2 separate regions of the Mus musculus genome follow, and region 2 is linked to region 1. A link is a loop called in an ENCODE intact Hi-C map of the cell type or tissue named here. Cell type or tissue: left cerebral cortex. All regions are shown on one strand. Each heading gives the region's core, and the rest is flanking DNA. Links, peaks and the distances in the headings are about the cores only. Region 1 holds the start of Numbl (numb-like). Region 2 holds the start of Snrpa (small nuclear ribonucleoprotein polypeptide A).

Region 1 (10,223 bases), core at 1,307-9,306:
CCAAGGCGATAATGTAAAGTGAGTGGCTTTGCTCTCTAGTGTCATGTCCAGGATTATACACAAACATATGGCCATACACTCCTGACATCCTTGGCCCTTGGTCACAGCTCAGCACACTTTACCACACAGACATCATAACAGCTATGTACCTCAGGTCACAAGGTACAACTGCCACTAAACATTTGGCCCCTTCATGTTCGTCGTGTTCACCGACATAAACAGTTCTATGATGGCCATCTGCCCACATGCTTGTAGTGCGTCCCAGCCCACCAGATACACCTACACATACCAACAGCTGATATTGTTCACTCATTTTCTTAACTATGTACAATGACTTGGGCCAGGCACACACAAAAGGCTGATACATGTCCAGCTATACTTCATGACAGCTGTGTCTCCTCAGGCAGCCACACTAGCAGAAACACATCCAGAGTGGTCACCGATTTGGTCACACAGTGACACAGTGTCATCTGCATATGCCCCCATGCCTACCTGGACTGAGGCACACACTGGTCTTAATAAGCACCCCTACCTCCCATCCCAGCATACACAAGGACCACTCAACCTCAGACAGTGGCAGCCACACCAACACACCTTTTTGGATGCCATACTTTCAGCGTCACATAATACTAGTGACACACATTTGGTCATTATATCCATTACATAGTCCTCTGTGACAGCCACTCTTGTGTATACACTAGTCTTTATACACAGCTACACAGTACAGATGCTGATGGCCACAGCCTGAGCATTACAGACATAGCATGCAAGCAGCCAAAGAGGGGAGTGGGGAGGGGAGAGGAGCAAGGATGGCTGCCCTCAGACTGTCACATACATTCCAGAAACAGTTGTGTATGCCGTCACTCAGCATCAGTGCCCACGGTGCCCGGCCATCTGTCACGTTGGTGTCCCACACACAGCACTACCACGTCACCCTATCACAGATAAACAGTCTCCATGAGGATTCACGTCACATAGACAAGAATGTGGCCACATGTAATCAGTCACTAGCATGGCACGTGGACAGATATACAAAGTCACAGCCTCACTAATACTCAAAACCTCACCCATAGACACTTAACACACACCGTTCAGTTCCCCACACCAGAAGTACACAGTTGGGTATACGCATAAACGGAATGGCCCACACGCAGCATTTACAGCATTATACTGCTTATAGAGGAAAATATGGTCCCAGACATGGCCATGTGCACAGTCATGACATCACCAGATCACATAGGCACATATGCACACACACTTTCACAGTCTAGGACACCAGCATGGAGTCACCCAGGGTAACAGGTAAGTGGGTCACACATACACACAGAGGAAATAGAAGCCAATCCCATACACACCCCTGGCACACAGGCAACATCCACAGCTTGAGTCCCACACAATTAATCTTTTGTAATAGACTAGAGTTTCAGAGAAGTCAGATTCGCAACTCAAATCACACACAGGAGGCTGTAGTGCACACTCGGTGTCACACGGCTAGGTGGACAGTCACTTATGCAACCCCAGTCACATACACAGACATGGCAAGGAACACACAACCACCGTCATATACACTGCCTTCCCAGAGGTCCAGCCCCACAGGCACGATGTGACTTCAAATACAATGGCAGTCGCACACCCAGAGTCGCAATGAACACAGTACAAAAATCAGACATAAGCACAACATTGTGTCACACATGGTCAGAGTCACAATTCTACTTACACACAGTTACAGCTCCACCCACATCTTCAGTCAGCCACACAGAAGTCCAACCTCAAACCCAACACAGATGTTGACACATACCAAGGTACATACACACAGGGTCTCACAAAAAGACATATGCATATCTATTTAAACACAGTCTAAAAAGTACAGGAGTCTGAACAGTGAACGGCTGCCATCACATCCACGGTCACACACACACACACACACACACACACACCAGACATCACCACATCCAACCACAAGCATGCAGGCAGACAACGCAGGATACCTCATCCTTGCCAGCTGTAATGCAAGCACACACACAGCTACAGTCACACAAACACCAGATCACACTTCTAGCCACATCCCCAACCCTTACACACACACACACACACACACACACACACACAACCACACAAAGCCGCTGGTCACCACAGAGGCTACAGACAGGTTTCCACCCGTCTCTGGGGAGCCGCCCCCAGCCCAGGCTGAATCCTGGAGCCTGGGGGGCAAGGGAAAGCTGAGCATTGTCTCCGGGTGGGGCCTCTCTTAGACGCTGAGCAGCCCTAGGGACAAAAGGGGTGGCCTAGGAGACCAATGTCTTGAGACCCCTGACTAAGCATGGGGTGGAGGTGGGGTAGGGGAATGCCTGAAATTCTCCTTATTTTATTCACGCTGGGGTGGAGTTTCAGACACAGAGACCTTGTTCTGAGAAGGGGATTTGCCTGGGACACCGCCCAAGGGCTTGGGGGGACAGGCTGGATCCAGGACCCCAGGGAGTAGACAGTACTTGGAAACCGCCCCCCCATCCCCCAGAGCCTTAGCCTTGGCAGCTCTATCCAGGGACTTCATCTTCAAGACATCGCCCAGGGGGCTGTTGTGCTCAAAGAAACCCTCTAGCAGGGAAGAGTACTGATTTTGTCTGGAATCGGCTCAGTTAAGGCCTCAGCTTGATAAAGGGGACCGTATCCGGACCCTGAACGCCAAACCTTGCCCAGGGAGTTTTACCTAGAATTTATGTAGCCCTGTCCATGATTTGGGGGGAATCTGTATTCCAGGATCCCTATTTTCAGGGCCTTCGCAGAGATGGCCTGTGCTGGACCAGACCCCAGTCTGGCAGGTTTGGGATTGCCAGGAACCTGTTCCCGGACCCCCACCCAGGACCACCCTTTCCAGCCTTGGCATCTTCTCTCCATCCGGGCGCTGCTGCCGCCTCCCACCCTTCGCCACATCAGCAGCGGCGCCGCCCCCGGCCCGAGCCCCCCGAGCCCGCCCTTCTCACGCTGGCCGCCGCGCTGCGGGACATCCAGGGCCCGGGCGCCCCCGCCTCCCGCGGCCCCGGTTGGGCCCGGCTTCCCGAGTGCTGCTGCTGCTGTGGTGGCGGCGGCTCGGTCTGACGCGGGCCCGGCCCGGGGCCGGCGGCTGGTGCGGGATGCAAGCGCGCGAGCCAGCTCGGCTCCCGGGAGGATTCCGTTCCGGGGGCGGGGGAGCATCCCTCCCTCGGCGCCCCGCCCCGACCCCGCCCATTGGCCCGCCGCCTGCTGTATATGCAAAAGATAACCCCGCCCTCCCGCAGACCACGCCCCCACATAAACACTACCGGGTCTCCTCCCAAGCAAAGGCCGGCCCGCCCCGCCCCTTGGTCTGGCCTTGCGGGAACCTGCACGCATCCCTAGAGGAGTGCCTCTCAGGTTGAGGCGCAGGTTCTATTTGCTTCCATAACCCCTGACCTCAGATCCCCTATGGTTCTGCTTCTGAAGAATTGCTTTGGGAGGCGCCTCGTCCTCAAATCTTGCTTAACCCCACGGTTCTCCCAGCCCGGCGGGGGCGGGCAGAAGCGGTGACGAGGCACTTTTTGCAGGCGAGGGGAGGGGAGAGGAGGGGAAGGAAAAGAAACAGACCCTGGAGTCCTGGAGGGAGATCACTCTGGCTTGCGAGAAGTGGGCATTGGGTTAGACCAGGTCCTAGTTCTGGACTCAGCTGCACCCCTACCCCTGTCCTGTAGGTTTGGCAGAGCAGCTGTTAGGGGCATTAGGGCCCATTAGCAAAGGCGAGGTTGTCAGGAACAGGAGGGAGCCTGAAGCTGGGGGGTGGGGGGGGGGGCGAGTATGTGATAGAAGGGTACTTCTCAGCTGCCACAGCCCTTGGAGCAGGTGGTCAGCACGTGGGGGGGGGGGCGGAGGAGGTTCCCTGCAACAGATGGCCCTAGACAAGGGGGTGGGGTGGGGGGTCTGGCCATCTGCACCTGGAGCTGCCTGTGAGCTCCTCCCCCTTAGCACAGAGAGAAAAGAACTGGGGGCAGGGAAAGGGTGCCTTTATTCGGAGGAAAGGATCAGCACCCACCCCCACCCTCCAATACACAGGCTGGAACCCGGGAAGAAGGCAGCTGGTAGAGGAGCAAGGGAGGCAAAGGTGAGGACCGCCCCCAACAGCCACCATCTCCCCTGCAGATCCTGGAAGACCTGGGGCCGAGGGGCGTCTCCTTCACATGAGAGTGGACCCAAGGCTCACTTAGATGGTGGCAGGATTCTGCTGGCTCCTAGCCTCAGAATTCAAGGTTGCTCACTTAGGATCAGGGAGCTAACTCCAGGGGCCCAAAGATCCAAGGCAAGAAACTAGGTTCTGGAGACCAAGAAAGAGGAGGAGGGGACTGCCTGCTGTGGAGCTGGTATCCCTGGATGGAATCTGTCATGGTGGGGTCGGCAGGGAGGTCCCTAGTCAGGAGGCTGCTGGCAGCGGCAGTGTCTGGCGACTGGCCCAGTAGCGGTGGTAGGTATCTTGGAAGAGGTCCCGGCAGGCGATGTGGGCGTGGAGACGGGCACAGGCTAAGAAAGCCCCAGCTAGCTTGCGGTGTAGAGCATAGGTCTCCTCAGGCGGTGGGCGCAGCCGGTGCCGAAGCAATACCGGGATGAGGCCCTGTATTCGGCGAGCAGTCTCTCCAGCCCCAAAGTCGTAGGGGCCTGAGGCAGCAAAGGGCTCCCCCAGGATCATCACTGCCTCGACGTGGGCGTCAGAGAATGCCTAGGGTGGGGATGGCAGATGCATCCAGACGGACATAATGTCCTCTGATTACTTCTGAAGAGGCAAGCTGCAAGGGCTGCCGCGTGACTCACTCACTGGTAGAGCTTGCCTAGAATTCACCAGTGAGGGCCTAGGGGGCGTGGCTCAGTGCTGGAAGGTTGGCATTACTGGCCCAAGATCCCCTGGGAGTTGTAAGTAGTCACCCCCTACCCACAGCACCCCCTGTCTCCAGGAGCCCCTGCTTTCTTCAGGCAAGTAACCCCTCTATTCCTCAAACCCAGGATCTCTAGAATAGATAAATAGTGCCTCCCCCACTTAGTGGCAGCACCCTCCATTTCACCCCGGGGCTCCTCAGTATAAGCTAGTGCATTTAGTAATCTCACTGCCCTGGGATAGAAGTCTCTACCTCCCCCCAGATCCCCACCCTTTCTCCAGTTGTTTACTAGAGCTATGCGGCTCATCTGTTCCCAAAAGAAAACACAGCCACAAACAAACCAGCTCCCTTCTGCTCAGGGGCAACCAACCTTGGTTTCAAAGCCTGTAAGGAACTTGAGGTCCTGGGATTTCTGTAGAACTCGATCTCTGTCTCCATCTGCTGCAGCCTTCACCACCTGGAATGTCAGAGGGCAAAGCCCACCGTGGGTCAAGGGAGGCTTGGGGTTCTGGTTTTTGCTTTGGGGCAGAGTCTGATACAGCCTACACTATCTCGGACTCACTGTGTAGCTGATAACCAGGAACTCCTGATCTTCCTGCCCCCACTAGCCCGGATTTAAAGGCTTAGGGGTCTGTACCATCACACCAGGCTACAAGGGAGGGCCTAGATAATAGGAAATACTAGCCAGAAGGGTAGAGCAGTACTTATATCTACCTACCTAGTACTCAGGAGGCAGGGTCACTATTATGAGTTCAAAGCCAGCCTGGACTACCAAGGAACACTGTTAAGGAGAGGGGGGAGGGAGAGAAGTGGGGAGGAGATACTTTGCCCAACCTGGGTCACCTTTTTCTCTACCTGGGTACACTCTGTCACCTAGAAGCTTCCCTCCCCCTACTCTGTCCCTGCTCTATCTCCCTCTGGAGAGCCTGCAGGAGGAAATGGTCAGGGGCTCTGTCATCCAGTGGGAATGCAGACCTGCCTGGAAGCTGCCACATGGGTGGCCCAGAGTAGAGTGTCACATCTGTTTATGGCTCCAGACACTAGACAAGGATGGAATGGCATCCTAGGTTGCCCGAGGGCCATCCTCCCCCTTGGACTTTGAGCTGGGTGCAGCGGCACTGGCCATGAGACAAGGCACTCAGGATGCTTGCTGCAGAGCTCAGTTCCTGTCCAGTCCTGCAGAGGGAGGCATTGAAGCACCACAGCTCCCTTGGCTTTAGAGACTCTAGAGAAACTGTAGCTGGGCCTCTGCCTTCTCATCTGTGGAATGGGTTCTGCATGGGGTCACTGTGTGGCCTCAGCACTGTGACTGAAAAGGAAGTATCTGTCGCACTGGGGACTACTTTTGCTGTCACTGGGTGCCAGGGTCCCTGTGCAGAAGAGGCAGGCTCAGAGCAGGGAGAGGAAGGAACCTGTCCAGCCCCGACACACTGTACCACACTGCCTTTGGGAGGTGGCCCGGGACGGATCTATCAATTCTATTATAGGTTCCCCTGCCTGTGACTTGTCTGGGCATCTGTTAGGGTTCCATAGAAATGGGCTGATTTTCTTTTTCTTTTTTTAAAGGGAGTTCAGCTGATAAAGGTGCTGACAAGTCAGATGACCTAAATTTGGTCCTCAGGCCCCACTGATTCCGGCAGATTTTCCCCTGACCTCCCAATGTGTCCCCACGGTGCATGAGGGCATGTGTGTACACACTTAAAGACGAACAAGCAAACAAATAAATCAGGTCTCCATATGAAGCCCAGGCTGGTCTTGAACTTATGACTCCTGCCCTGTTTGAGCACCCCAAGCACTCTGATTATAGGCCATCCCATCCATCTAAAACTTGTTTGTTTTTGTTTTAATTAGAAGAGGTTAAGGTGACCCAAGTTTTGGGAAGACAATGTTGATAAGAGATAGGGCGGTTCAAGTACTTGTGGAGGCCTTGGCTTTGTGCCTCAATGTCCTATGTGCGCGTGAGTGTGGGGTGTGGGCATGGTATTATATGTCACTGGGTCTTTGTCCTTATCAACAGCTAGAGGTGCTCTTAAAAGTTTTCAGGCCAGAGCCTTCAGCCTTGTCTCAGACATTTTTCTCCTGTCTTCAAGGCCATTTTCGCCATGGCCCTATGTCTACAGGGTCTCCCTCCAGGGGGCTCCTCTGTAACTTCTCACAGCTCCTCTGGGCTCAGGAGGTGAGAACGCCTACTCCAGAGGGGCCCAAGGCAGGGCCCAGGATGTCTTGGCTCCACCCAACTCCTGCCTGTCTAATCAGAATACAAGTTTCCTTCAGGCCCCTGTGTGAAGGACAAAGAAGGGCTCTTGGTGCCCTGCTTTCTGACGGATATGAGCCCTTATGGGCGTTGGGTGCTGAGGTTCGGTGTGGCAGTTTGGAAAAGCATGGCTGACAGGCTCGTATGTTTGAATACTGAACACTTGGCCCCAGTTGGTAGAACTGTTTGAGAAGGACTAGGAGATGTGGTCTTGTTGGAGGAAGTGTGTTACTGGGGCATGACTTTGAGGTTTCAAAAGCCCACACCAGGCTGGGCTAGCTCTCTCTGCCTCCTGCCTGGAGATCAAATAGGAGCTCTTGGTTACTGCTACAGAGCTAACCTGGGTGCTGTCATCCTCCTGCCTCCATGGTCATGGACTCACCCCAGCACATGCTTTCTTTTACAAGTGGCCTCAGTCATGATGTCTCCTCACAGCACGAGGACCGTGACTAAGACCCTGGTCCTCTGTATGACCAGCAAGTGCTCTTAACCACTGAGCCAGCTCTCTGGCCCCTAAATGACCATTTGTCCTCGGAAGCACCACCATGCACAAGGGATCTTCCTAACTCCCTCTGTGGTCATTTGAGAATGGCCCCCATAAGCTCATATACTTGATGCTTGGTCATCAGAGAGTGGAACTCTTCGAAAGGATTAGAAAGATTAAGAGATGGCTCAGCAGGTAAGAGCACTGACTGCTCTTCCGAAGGTCCTGAGTTCAAATCCCAGCAACCACATGGTGGCTCACAACCACCCGTAATGAGACCTGATGCCCTCTTCTGGTGCATCTGAAGACAGTCACAATGCACTTAGATATAATAATAAATAAATCTTTGGGCCGGAGTGAGCAGGGACTGAGTGAGCGGGGCTGACCAGAGCAAGCAGAGTTTCTAAATCCAATTCCCAGCAACCACATAGGCTCACAACCATCTGTACAGCTACAGTGTGCTCACATACATAAATAAGTAAATCTTTAAAAAAAAAAGATTAAGAGATGTTGTCAGAGTAGGTGTGACCTTGTCGGAAGAAACATGTCACGTCACACAGGGGTGGGTGGGGTGTGGATTGACATGTCAAAAGCCCATGCCAGGCCCTGTCTCTCTGTCTCTGTTTGTGGATCAGCATTTAGCTCAAACACACCTGTTGCCCCATGCTTCCTGCCATGATAATAGACCAAGCCCTTGGAGCAGTGGTTCCTGCCATGATACGTTTATCTGGATATCCGTTTAGCCTCTTCCTGATTGGTCCTGTGCATCTCTCAGCTCTCAGTTCAATGTCTCCTCCTCCAGAAAGCCTTCCTTGAATCCTCAAGCTGGGACAGGTTCCTCTAGATTTTTACAATGCCTTCCATTCCCTCAGCCTAGCCCTGAGTCCTCCGTGCCCTTACTGCCTGTGGTGGTTTGTGTATGCTTAGCCCAGGGAGCGGCACTATTAGGAGGTGTAGCCTTGTGGGAGGAAGTGTGACATTGTGAGGGTGGATCGATCATGAGACCCTCCTCCTATCATCCTGCAAGTCAGTTTCTTCTCCTGGCTACCTTGGATCAAGATGTAGAAGTCTTCTCCAGCACCATGCCTGCCTGCGTAAGAGTTGCCTTGGTCATGTCTCTTTGCAGCAATGGAAACCCTTAACTAAGACACTGTCCCACTGCTGTGGCACACAAACTGAACTCTGTCACTAGTATCATCCAGAAGAGAGCTGGGCACCAATGGGCAGTCAGAGAATGTCGGACTGACAACTAGATAGATGAATGGAAAGCCCAAGCTGTGCAGACACAGAGGCTGTGTAGACACAGAAGCTGTGTAGACACAGGTGGGCTGGTCTGTGCAGCCGCTGCCACTGACTGACTTAGGAGGGAGAAAGGGAGGGACAAAGCCGGGGAGGGAGCATCCCCTGAGAGTGCCAGCTTCCTGTGAGGTGCAGGCTGCACGCCGAGGCCCTGGCCAGGGTGGCCCAGACCACCTGCCACTCACAGGCCTGTTGGATTGGACAGTCTGTCTCTAAGCTCGCCTGTCCATAATGGGGCTCCAAGTGGCCATGGCCACTTTCTTTCTGTTTTCTTTTTAAATTTTTATTTATTTAATGTATGAGTGCTCTGCTGCATATATATCTGCAAGCCTGAAGAGGGCACAAGTTCTCTCTAAAGATGGTTGTGAGCCACCATTGGTTGCTGGGAATTGAACTCAGGATCTCTGGAAGAGCAGCCATCTCTCCAGCCCCAGCCCTGGCCACTTTCAATCAGATGGTACTTGTAATATTACTAAGTGGTGGGAGTCGCTAGTTGTTAATACTGTTATTATACTAGAGTCTGGCCTGGAGCTCACAGGTTCACCTGCCTCCTCCTCCTCCTCCTCAGTGCATGGCAGCAAGTGCTTTACTGTGGCCCATCTCAAAGTCCTGCATTTCTTAGTTCCAGTTTGCTTTTCCTCCCTGCCCTGCCCTCCCTATCTGGCTTGAGCCCCAGCCCTTCAGAAGCCACAGGTTTGTGCTCACCTCAATGTAATGGTCCGTGAACTCTGTCCCAAACGCCCGGCTTGCACCAAAATCCAGTAGAGTCACCTGGAAACAACGCATGACGAACAACAGAATGTGGGGAGCTGTTACCATTTCCACTGCTGACTGGAGCAGCCAGGACGCCTCCCTCTTCCTCTCTCCTGCAGCCCCACCCCTGCTGTTGAGCAACACCTCTAGACCCTCACTGGTGATCACAGGCAAACACTGTGTCAGTGAGTCACACCCCCAGCCTCTGTGTACAGATACACACACTCTGTATCAACACTCTGTGGTTGAGCCACATCCCTGGCCACCCACTGGTATATTCAAGGCAGGTGCTTTAAGACTGAACTTTAGATCTAGTTTTCTGTTGTCAGGGTTTGTTTGTTTTTTTGTTTGTTTGTTTTCAGTTTTGTTTTGTTTTGAAACCGGATTTCATTACAATAGCCCAGGCTGCCTCTGCCTCCGGGGTACTAGGATTAAAGTGGGTGCCTCCACACCTAGCTTATTTGCCTTTAATACAAATCTTGGGCCCATAAGATAACCCAGAGAGTGAGATATCCGAGAAATTAAATGAATACCCACAAATCCTACTAATCAGCTTAAA
Region 2 (10,223 bases), core at 741-8,740, 60 kb after region 1:
GAACCAATGGAACTTAGGGCTTGAGGGATTTCCCAGCCAACCCACCTGAGAACATTTCTCCCTGTGCGGTGTAGCCTCTCTCCTTGGCCACCTGCACTAGTCTTTCCAGAGAGACGCTGTCAGGTGTTGACAGAAGAGCTTCTGCCATCCACAAGGCCACCAGTCCACACCTGGGGAGATAGCCCAGTCTGTAGCATGTCCTTTGTATTTACTGATCCCCAGAAGAGGGGCAAAGTATGACTTGCCTCCCCTCCCATGCCAGGTGGGGAGAAGAGGCTGGTAGGTGGGAGTTAAACCTAGGAACCTGGGGAACACAAAATGGATACACACACACACACACACACACACACACACACACACACACACACACGGAGGGAGAGGGGGAGAGGGGGAGAGGGGGAGAGGGGGAGAGGGAGAGAGGGAGAGAGGGAGAGAGATCCTGATGTGGAAAATACCCTGCAGATATTTTTCTCCCCTCCCAGGATGCCTACAGCGTGGGGGTACGTGTCCCACAGTGCAGCTTGGCCTGTGGGAGGGCCCTCTCGAATCCAAGCGAAGGGTTCTTACTGAGGGCCTTCCTGGATGCATGATGGCAGGTCAGCACAAAAGAGGATCCACTGCAGGTCACTTCGAAACCTGAGGGAGAGCAACCAGGGTAAGTCACAAGGGAACAGCTCTGAGACCACCCCCTGGAGACTGAGCTGTCCTAACTCAGGGCTACTCCTGTCTGGGTAGCTCACTTCATTCTCCCCTGTTGAGGCTGTACCCCCCACATCGCCTCTGCAAGCCTCAGTTTCCTCCTCTGGTGTGTGTGTGGGAAATCACCATTTTGGATGTTTCCTGCAGCTCCTGTCAGGTCTCGAAAGACAAAGAGCAGACAAAGAACCTATACACCCAGGAGTCATAGCGATTTCTCTGAAGAAATATCTAGAAGGTGGCAGGTTTTATACTCAAATGTTTTGTTTTCTTTTTCTTTCTTTCTTCTCTCTCTCTCTCTCTCTCTCTCTTCTTCCCCTTCCTCTTTCCCCCACCCCCTCCCCCTCCTTCTCCTCCTTTTTTATTTGGTAGACATTTTCCCCAAATGTAGCCTAGGCTAGCATCCAACCAGTGGCAACTTTTCTGCCTTAGTTTCCCCAGTTTGGAGATTAAAGGTGTGCTTCCTGGTTACTCTCCCCATCAGATATAATGGGTAACGGCTTAATGGCTCAGTGGATAAAAGTGCCTGCTGCTGCTAAACCTGACAACCTGAGTTCAGCTCCTCAGGCCCACATGTTGGAAGGAGACACACACACACACACACACACACACACACACACACACACACACACGCACACACACGCCCACATCCAGACACACAATAAATAGCTTTAACTCAGCCTGAGTAATCCAGGTGGGAATATACTTAAGGCCCAAGAGATCACCTTAATGAATCTGAGTAGGCCTACTGAGGCAGCCACATGGTCTCAGTGACCTCAGTCTGTTGTAGCAATTATTTATCTACCCCACCTTAGATCATTCAGTTCCCAGATAAAAGACACAGAACTTTTATATTAATAGTAAGCCTTAATCAGCACTAGAGCCGCGCAGACAGCCACCTTCTTAGCTATTAATGTCTACTTCCATATCAATAACCCTGAGGTATATCTTACCATGTCCCATCAGGGCAGCTCTTAACTCAAACTGACCAGCCCTCATGGCCATGTTTTCATGATTCACCTACGCTAAGGCGTCTTCTCCTCTCTCCACCATCTTCTTCCTCCTTATGGTTCCTGCCTCGGACCCCAAGCCTGGGAACCAAAACCTCATCTATCTCTCTTCTGCCCTGTTATAGGCCGCAGGCATCTTTATTCTCCAGTATACATAGAGACAGGCAAGCCGGGCGTGGTGGCGCACGCCTTTAATCCCAGCACTTGGGAGGCAGAGGCAGGCGGATTTCTGAGTTTGAGGCCAGCCTGGTCTACAAAGTGAGTTCCAGGACAGCCAGGGCTACACAGAGAAACCCTGTCTCGCAAAAATCTCAACAGTTTTAAATTAGGGAGCAAGGTTTGCACAACAAGAACTGCTAAATTTGAGAATTCACTCATTGGCCTTTGTACAGAATTCAGCATTACAATACATAGCAACAGACCAAGCCTCAACACGGGTCCCTCAGGCCACATGCCTGTTTTGTCTATTCCAAGGACGGTGAGAAGGCAAGCCAGGGGTGGTGATGGGGATGCTCGCGCACGTGATGGATACACAAAGCTCCAGGTTCTCAGTTTAAGAGAACTCCAGACCACAGCAGGGTGCTTAGAGGCACCTGGAGTTCAAATGGAGACCTGTCCCTTTGTAAAGTGGCTGAGCGGGACCTTCAGCTTTCGTCATTGGGACCCACGGAGGCCAGACATGCTGGATCCTTCAGAGCTGGTGCTATGGCTTTAAGCCACATTATGTGGTTGCTGGGGACCCAATTCATATTCTCTGTAAGAGCAGCAAGAGCTTCTAACTAGGGTCATCTTTCTATCCTTCTAAGAGTCCTAGATTTCTCATCCAGGACTTCCTCAGCAGGAAAGTAGCAGTTCCTCTCCTAGGAAGTTGCTGAGAACAACAAATATCTAAAAAGTCAGCCAACCACAGTGATTCATGCCTGAAGTATCAGCACTTTGGAAGCAGAAGCAAGACTGCCACAAGTTTCAGGCCAGCTTGAGCTACACAGAGAGACTCTGTTTCATACCACCATTTCTAGTGCTGGCAGTGTATACCTATAATCTGATGTGGAGGAAGAAAGAACAAGGTATTCTCAGCTACATAGCAAGTTTGAGGTCAGCCTGGGCTACATGGGTCCTTTCTCAAACAAACAAACAAACAAACAAACAAAACAAAACAAAAACAGACCAAAAAATAAAGCAAAGTGAACAACTCCTTCAGAGTAGTGTCTAACACAAACTACTTTTGTGGTGTGACAGGTTTTCTGCATTTAATTTTGATGATGGTGGCTGGAGTACTTGGTGTGTGTACCTTACAAATGTGGTTAGAGAGCGTAAGAGCCTCTTTCCTTCCTTCCTTCCTTCCTTCCTTCCTTCCTTCCTTCCTTCCTTCCTTCCTTCCTAGTCAGGGTCTCACTATGTAGCTCAGGCTGGCCTTCCCTCATCTCCTGCTTGGCTTCCTGAGCTCTGGGATTACAGGCATGTTGCCACTATGTCAGGAACTAGGAGTTTCTTTATCAATCTGGACAAGGGCCTGTGGTCTCTTTTCTAGTCTCTTCCCTTATTGTGCGTGTCCCTGTGTGCACTACTCTCTTCCTGAGACCTTGGACTCGATTCATGACCTTCATTCTCTAAAGTAGCTTTCCTCTCTCAGCGAAGTCATTCCCTGGCTCACCAGACCTCAGGACAGTCCAAATCCCTCCATCCAACTCCACGTCCGCTGCTGCTGACCCTGTGTTTCCAGCTCCACTTTGCCAGTTCTTTAAAAAGTCTTTACTGTAGATCTGCTCGGTACTGTCTGCTTTCATGGCACTGGCCTGCATAACGTGCTCACTAGCATTTGTAGCTGCTTCGATTCTAGAAGCCAACACTGAGATCTGTCCTTGGGCTCCATTATCACAACTCTGGCTACTCTGGAGTCACTGTCTGGAGGCACAGAACCACTGGCTTCTGTGTCAAAGCCAGGCCCGAGCAGAAGCTGTTCTCTCTATTGCTGGAAGCTAACTAAGTAGGGTACTTAAGGCATCTGGCTGTTTGAGATCAAGGAAGTGGGACCGCAAAGAGCAGGGTGGCTGTGGTGACTTGTAATCAGGTGATTGTCTGAGATCTGGGCTGGTTTTGGGGGCTGGAGACCCTACCGGTCCTTGTGCAGCTTCAGGAGCCTCTTCACATCCTCTTTGCCTTTGGGGGCTGGGCCAGCCTTCTCTAAGGCCTCCTTCAGGAGCTGGCTGTTCTTCAGGCCATAGACATGAGGGAGAACAGGCTCCACAGCAGAGGGTAGAGGGGGAGGGGGAGGGGGAGGGGGAGGAGCAGGAGGGGGGGGAGGGGGCGGCAGTGGGGATGAAATAGATGTATGGAGACTACAAGGAGGGGATGGTAAAGCTAGGTCCGGGGGATTTAGAGGTAAAGGAGGTGGAATGTTGGTGTCTGGGGTCTCATGAATTATTGGAGAGATTGTGGGTTTTAGGGGGAAAGAGCATGGAGAAGTCATTTGGGGTCTACAGGAAGAATAAGAGGCTCTCCCCAAATCTCCCAAGGATGGAGATTTTCAGTTTTTAAAGGAACTGGATGAGAGATATTCAGGCCTGCACATTGAGATCTGTAAAAAAAAAAAAAAAAAAAATTAAAACTGGAGTTGATAGCAGAATATGGTGTCTGGCCAGTTGTTCTGGGAGAACCTGGGCTAGTATTTGAAACAGTGGAAAGAGAAACTGGGCTAAATCAAATGCTGAAGGATCCCGAAGGGTGGTCTGTGCTATGGGGCTGGGGCTACATTAGAAGGGACATTTTGTAGGTGTCATCTCATCTGCTGTAGCTAAGCTAGTTTTGGTCACTTCTGTTATTCGGAGGTTCAGATCTGTTGTGAGGTGTCTAAAGGATGTGACTTGCCTACTTTTTGCATTGCGGGCCTGAGTTTGAAACCTTGACTTTACGAGCTAGGGTTAAGAGGTTACAAAAAAGGCACGTGGGTGAGAAAACAGCCTAATGGTGGGCGGGTCATGGGCTTAGCGGGGAAGTATGAGAGTCGCAGCAACTCAGCGATCAAAGGCCAACTAAGTTGGTATAAACCTATCAATTTAGGAACTTAGGAATCTGCACAAGCGCCTCCCCAGGAGGAAATGACGTCACCCGGCCAGCCTCCACCTGTCCTTTCCCATCCCACGTGATAGAACTCGCAACCAGCACAACGCTCTTGAAGGTCACGTGATACTGGCGGAAGGGGAAGAGGTGTGGCTTCCGAAAGGCAGTCTTAGAATGCACCAGAGCTCTAACCATGTCCCAATTGGCCAGAAGCTCGTGCCCTTCTTTGATTGGTCCGTTCCCTCGCGTCCAGGGGGCGGGACCCCAAGTGTTCCTTTGGCAGACGCTGAGGCCGGGGGAGAGACTCTGAACTTACCGAGTTTGCCCGCCGTGATTAGCTCGCGGAAGGGAGAAGCCGTTGCCGGGGAAGATAGTTGTGTGTCTGTGCAGCGTAGCTCGGCGGGCGTTGTCGGCGGGAGCGACGGCTCAGGTGGTGGGTTCCCGCGGGTTGTAGACGCTGCTCGGCGCCGGGGAGGCGGGTGGAGCACTTCGGGAGGCCTCTCTTTGAGAGACTAGGATGTTCCAAGTCGGCCCCTACTTTCTTAACTGGCTCCGACATCCGGGGTCTTTTTTCCTCCCGGGACGCCTTTCGCGCACGTGGACTAATGGGAAGCGCCGCTCGGTGTGCTCCGCCTGCCGGGACTCGTAGAGCATTCTGGGATTCGTAGTTAACCTCTCTAGCTCTCCCTTAGCACGCGGGTTGGAGAAGCGGGGGCCTGTGCTGGCTTTGTTGCTAAGCTGTGACATCCTCTTCCAATTCCGGTCTTACTCGACTTCCTCTTGGAAGGGCGATCCCTGAGCATCAGCCCTTTGGAACAAAGAATTTGGGAAACTTAGGGCTAAAGTCGCTTTTTCCTCCTCTTTAAGCCGTACCTGAACATCTCACACCATGGCCACCATAGCCACCATGCCAGTTCCCGAGACCCGTGCCAACCACACTATTTATATCAACAATCTCAATGAGAAGATCAAGAAGGATGGTGAGTTCTTGGGGTAGCCTGACTCAAGGTGATATCACAAGAGTTGACCCCTTTTCACCTCTAGCATCCACATTTCTTTTTCAGCCTTCCCCATTCTGTCTGTTAGGAGTTAACTTTGGCCTTTGTACCTACTGGTTCCTTGGTTTCACCCTAGGTTTTACACTCTGCCCTTTAATCTGCGCATTGTTAGTGATCTTCCAGGTTTTAGCTCATAGGTCCCTTCTTCCTTTGAAGCCTTCCAGGATCGTTCTTGCCATCAGTCTGCTTTCATGAGACTGTCTCTGTCCACTGACCTCTGGGTGGTGGCCTCAGTGATTGACTACAATGCAGATGACACACAGGAGGGATGGGCAATGGATGGCTTTGTGATGTGGGTGATTGTGCCGCGTTCTAAGTCTTGACTGTCTTTAATTCTCACAAGCCTCTCAGATTAAGTAGTTGGAATTTGGGTGGCATAACTTGCCTGGGATCAAATAGCAAGAAAAATGAGACAGAAATGTGGGGTTCTGCTTAAGCAGATTCTTAGACTGGGCTGGTTGGCAGAGGCTGTAATTCTGTTCTTCAGGAAGAGTGAAAGTTTGAAACCATTTGGGACAACATGGCCAAAGCAGATAAAAAAGAAACCAAAGACAAACGGTTTCTTTTAGGGTGTGGAGGTACAGGGCTGTAATCCCAGTACTCAGGAGACTGAGGCAGGAGGAGCTTGAGTTCCAGACCAGCTGAGGCGACATAGCAAGACCCAGTGTCCAAAAGGTTTGAGGAATGTAGCTAGTGTTAGTCTTGCCTAGCAGGAGTAAGGATCTGGGTTCAAATCTCAGCAACTAAGAAAATCAGCATGGCCTGGAGAGAGCTCTGTGGTTAAAGAATGCTGCCTGATCTAACAGAGGATCTGGTTTTGATTCCTTGCCTCCAGGGAGGTTCGTAACTGTGTGTGTCTCCAGTTCCAGGGGATACGACATCCTCCTCTGGCTTCTGCAGGCAAAAAAAAAAAAAAAAAAATCCACACATAAAATTTTTTTTTTTTAAGATTCTTTTTAAATAGAAATCCCTACCAAATAATTCAGTTCTTGTCTGGAAGTAAGGCCCATAGTTAGAAAGTTTCTGCAAAGACTGAATCCCGGCACACATTTTTAAAAAAGTAAACACAAATGACTATTTTTATGTATTTATTTTGTGTGCATCTATAAATGGATGCATGAGGGTGGTCAGGACCCCTCTAGAGAAGCCTTTGTCTTTCAGCTGTTGAGTTCCTGAGATCATATTCAGGTCGTGAAGGCTTGTGAAGTGGATGGATGCTCTACTGCCCTTGCACTGGCCCCTTGGTGCATTGCTTTGTGGAAGTAATTCAGAAGTTAAGGAAGGGTAAATACTGGTTCTTATGACCAACTGGAGAAAAGTGTCGTGGGAGGACTGGGAAATGACTCAGCTGGTACGCATGCTTGCCTGTAAGCCTGACTTCCCAGGTCCCACTGTGATTGACTTCAGGTACCTGGTGCTCCTGCCTCAGGCTCCTGAGGGTTGGGATTCTCGGGTGGGGCCAGCATGTCCAACTGACAGGCTTGTAGCTGTTAGTGGTGGTCGGTAAGTGGACTTGTGATGTCAGCAGGAGACAGGGTAAGAAGAGGGCCATAAGGGGACATCTGGACAGTGAAGTTGGAGAGAGCTTCCTGCAGGGAGGCTGCAGATTTATGCTGAGACTTAAGTGGCTAGAGGGGCAGTCATGGAGATGTCAGGAGAAGGGCATTCAGTGAAGAGTACAACGGCTGAGGTGTGGCGGACACTAGGAGGCCGTGCTTGTGAGTCAGACTGAGACAGGAGAATTGTTGACAGTTTCAGGCTATAGAATGGGATCCTACCTTGAATAAACAAGTGAAGGAAGGAAGGAATCGATGGCATGTCAGGCTTAAAGGCCTGGAAGGTTAGCTTAAGAGTGAAAAGAAGTGTTTGTTATTTGAACAGCAAGTTTGTAGTAGGTATTATAGCTGCCCACGTCTTGTAGGACGTAGACATGTCCATTTGAGTGGCTATTGGCTGTTTCTGTTACTGTGGGCTTTGAGATGTAGCATTTCTGGGTATTCAGTCAATTGGCTGGTGGCCCCTTATTTGGGCTGACATTTTGGTTTTGTGATTTTTTTTTTTTCGTTTTTCTCTCCCCCGCCCCCACACCCCCCCAATCCCCAGCCAGGGTTTCTCAGTGTAGCCAATCCTGGCTGTCCAGGACTTGGTTTGTAGACCAGACTGGCCTCAGATTCTCAGGGATCTTACTGCCTCTGCCTTGCAAGTGCTGGGATTAAAGGTGTGCGCCACCATGCCTGGCTGGTCCACCTCTGAGGATAGTGCAAGTACCAGGACACAGTGTCCAGCCATTTGTCACAGTGTGTCTTGTCTTCCCTAAATGCAGAGCTCAAGAAGTCCCTGTATGCCATCTTCTCCCAGTTTGGCCAGATCCTGGATATCCTGGTGTCTCGGATCATGAAGATGAGGGGCCAGGCCTTCGTCATCTTCAAGGAGGTCACCAGCGCCACCAATGCCCTGCGCTCCATGCAGGGCTTCCCTTTCTACGACAAGCCCATGGTGAGTGTCTTGAGCGTGAAGTTTGTGTGTTTGTGTGCATGTGTATAGGCTGATGTGTTTGTGTGGGAGGAGACTGGGTGGCTATGGGCCTCCTGTGGCCTATGCTGGTCCCTAAGGATGCTACTTTTTTTTGTTGTTCCTTTCATCCTGTGTTCCTTATACGGGGGCTGTGGGGTCACAGACTGATCGAGTATCTGAGTGTGGTGGCTTATGAGGCTGAGGCAGGAGGATTGCCAAGAGTTTCAACCCAACCTGGACTGCAGAGTTGGAACCTGCCTAAAACACCACAGAACTATGGTGGAACCCAAGTGAAGAACGGATTCTGAGCAGCACTTGTCTTCCGTACCTACAGACATTCTATCACTGTAGCTGTTGCCTGGACTGCCCACCTCCACTGAAGCCTTGTTCTAACCACGCCTCTGCTTGCTTGTCCCTCACCCCCAAGTGCTCCTCCACACACCCAGCCCTGTCTCCGCAGCACAGCTTCTTCTGAGAGTGCTCGTCCCTCCTTACAGCTTCCTAGAATAGCACAAAGGGTCCCCCTTGTCCATGTGACCTTGCCTCCTCGCTCCTCTAATCCTCAGCACAGCTAGGCAGAAGTGCAGTCTAGGATCCCAGGCCCAGCTTTCTCATCCCTTCACTTTCTGGCTGTTCTCTTGCTAGGTGGATGCTCAGTGTCCACAGGATTCTCACCCCTTCCTTTTGTTTTTCCACTTTTCCTGACCATTGTATTTGAAAGGTTTACTTTGTAACATTCCTGGGACCTCAGGCCAGAGCTATATGGTGAGACCCTGTCTCAAAATGTTTAAGTATGTGTCTGAGCATGTGTTCTGGGTTCTTCCTAGGAGAGCTTGTAAGCGCCTATTCTAGCTTACAGTTACAGCTGCTTCCTATAGTCCAGCTATTGCTGCTTCCAATAAGTTTCTACAATAATCTGGCCAAGTGGAAAATATCCCCATTTTACAGACAAGGAAGTTGTCACCAATCAGTCTCTGATTTTTCTTAGCAAGCTCCTTTGATGTCTCATTTTGAACGCTAGCAGTTTTCCCTGATTTACATGCCCTGGGCCTTTTTGCTCTTGATTGGTAGCGCATCCAGTACGCAAAGACTGACTCGGACATCATTGCCAAGATGAAGGGCACCTATGTGGAGAGAGATCGCAAACGAGAGAAGAGGAAGCCCAAGAGTCAGGAGACACCTGCTGCCAAAAAGGCTGTTCAGGGTGGGGCAGCTGCGCCCGTGGTGGGGGCTGTCCAGCCCGTACCGGTAAGCAGGGTGCAGAAAAGTGTCCCACATGGCTTTGTGTGGGGTAGAGTGAGGGGATTGTCCCATTGTTGGGGGAGCCAGATGGATGGAGCAGGCCTCTCTCTCTCCTGCGTACCCTGGAGTGTTGGGAAGGTCTGTCTCCTAATTTTCTTTTTTGAGTTTGGTTTGGTTTTGTGTATCTTTACTTCAGTGTGTGTGTGTTTGCGAGTTCATGTTTGTGCATGCTCATGCTAAGTCCATGTCTTTATAGAAAGTAAAAATTTACCAGCCTACTATTGGAAATAGGCAAATTTCATTTAGAGAGACTAATGGATTATAAACTACAAAAATTGACGTAGCCTGTGGGAGACTGTACATCCAATCCGCAGTACTATGAGCAGGAGAAGGAATGAAGAGTTAGTTGTTTCCCTGCAGTAAGCTAAGCTATTACTACAGAAGTAAATAAATGCTTGGTAGGCTTCCTGTGGTGCCGTTGTAGGACGTGGGGCCTGCACAAGATCTAAGGCAGACCTGATCATGATGCTATCTGTGCTGGTAAAGTGCTTGCAAGCGAGCCAGGGGACCTGAGTTCAGTTATTGTGTCCCGTGGAAGGAGGAGGGAACCAACTCTGCCTTCAAGATGACCTGCTGTAGGCCT

The links. A loop is a pair of places that touch in the nucleus more often than their neighbours do. Peaks named below come from ENCODE experiments on the same cell type or tissue, not always from the same donor. Only the 100,000 strongest peaks of a DNase experiment are listed, where the experiment ranks them.
Region 2: a loop joins it to region 1, with 2.7 times the contacts of the local background. A loop is called at or near these places in 2 of 42 quality-filtered maps.

The regions. Positions count from the first base shown.
Region 1 is chr7:27,251,720-27,261,942 of GRCm38, reverse strand. It overlaps Coq8b (coenzyme Q8B), which reads right to left. Exons shown (of 15, transcript NM_133770.2): 13 at 9,617-9,682; 14 at 5,245-5,331; 15 at 3,994-4,720. The coding sequence ends at 4,418. Numbl (numb-like) reads right to left here and starts at 3,182. Exons shown (of 10, transcript NM_010950.2): 1 at 2,982-3,182. The coding sequence starts at 3,005. In left cerebral cortex, for the core only: CTCF peaks have their summits at 6,052 (motif pointing right) and 9,249 (motif pointing right); DNase peaks (open chromatin) are centred at 4,005, 4,506, 4,766, 6,035 and 4 more places; H3K4me3 peaks cover 3,009 bases; H3K27ac peaks cover 3,923 bases.
Region 2 is chr7:27,190,967-27,201,189 of GRCm38, reverse strand. Snrpa (small nuclear ribonucleoprotein polypeptide A) reads left to right here and starts at 4,919. Exons shown (of 7, transcript NM_015782.3): 1 at 4,919-5,199; 2 at 5,634-5,746; 3 at 8,148-8,320; 4 at 9,410-9,586. The coding sequence starts at 5,656. It overlaps BC024978 (cDNA sequence BC024978), which reads right to left and starts at 5,409. Exons shown (of 7, transcript NM_001243888.1): 1 at 5,083-5,409; 2 at 3,824-4,284; 3 at 568-636; 4 at 46-170. The coding sequence starts at 4,176. In left cerebral cortex, for the core only: no CTCF peak of the experiment used is centred there; DNase peaks (open chromatin) are centred at 2,598, 4,912, 5,382 and 7,237; H3K4me3 peaks cover 2,375 bases; H3K27ac peaks cover 1,531 bases.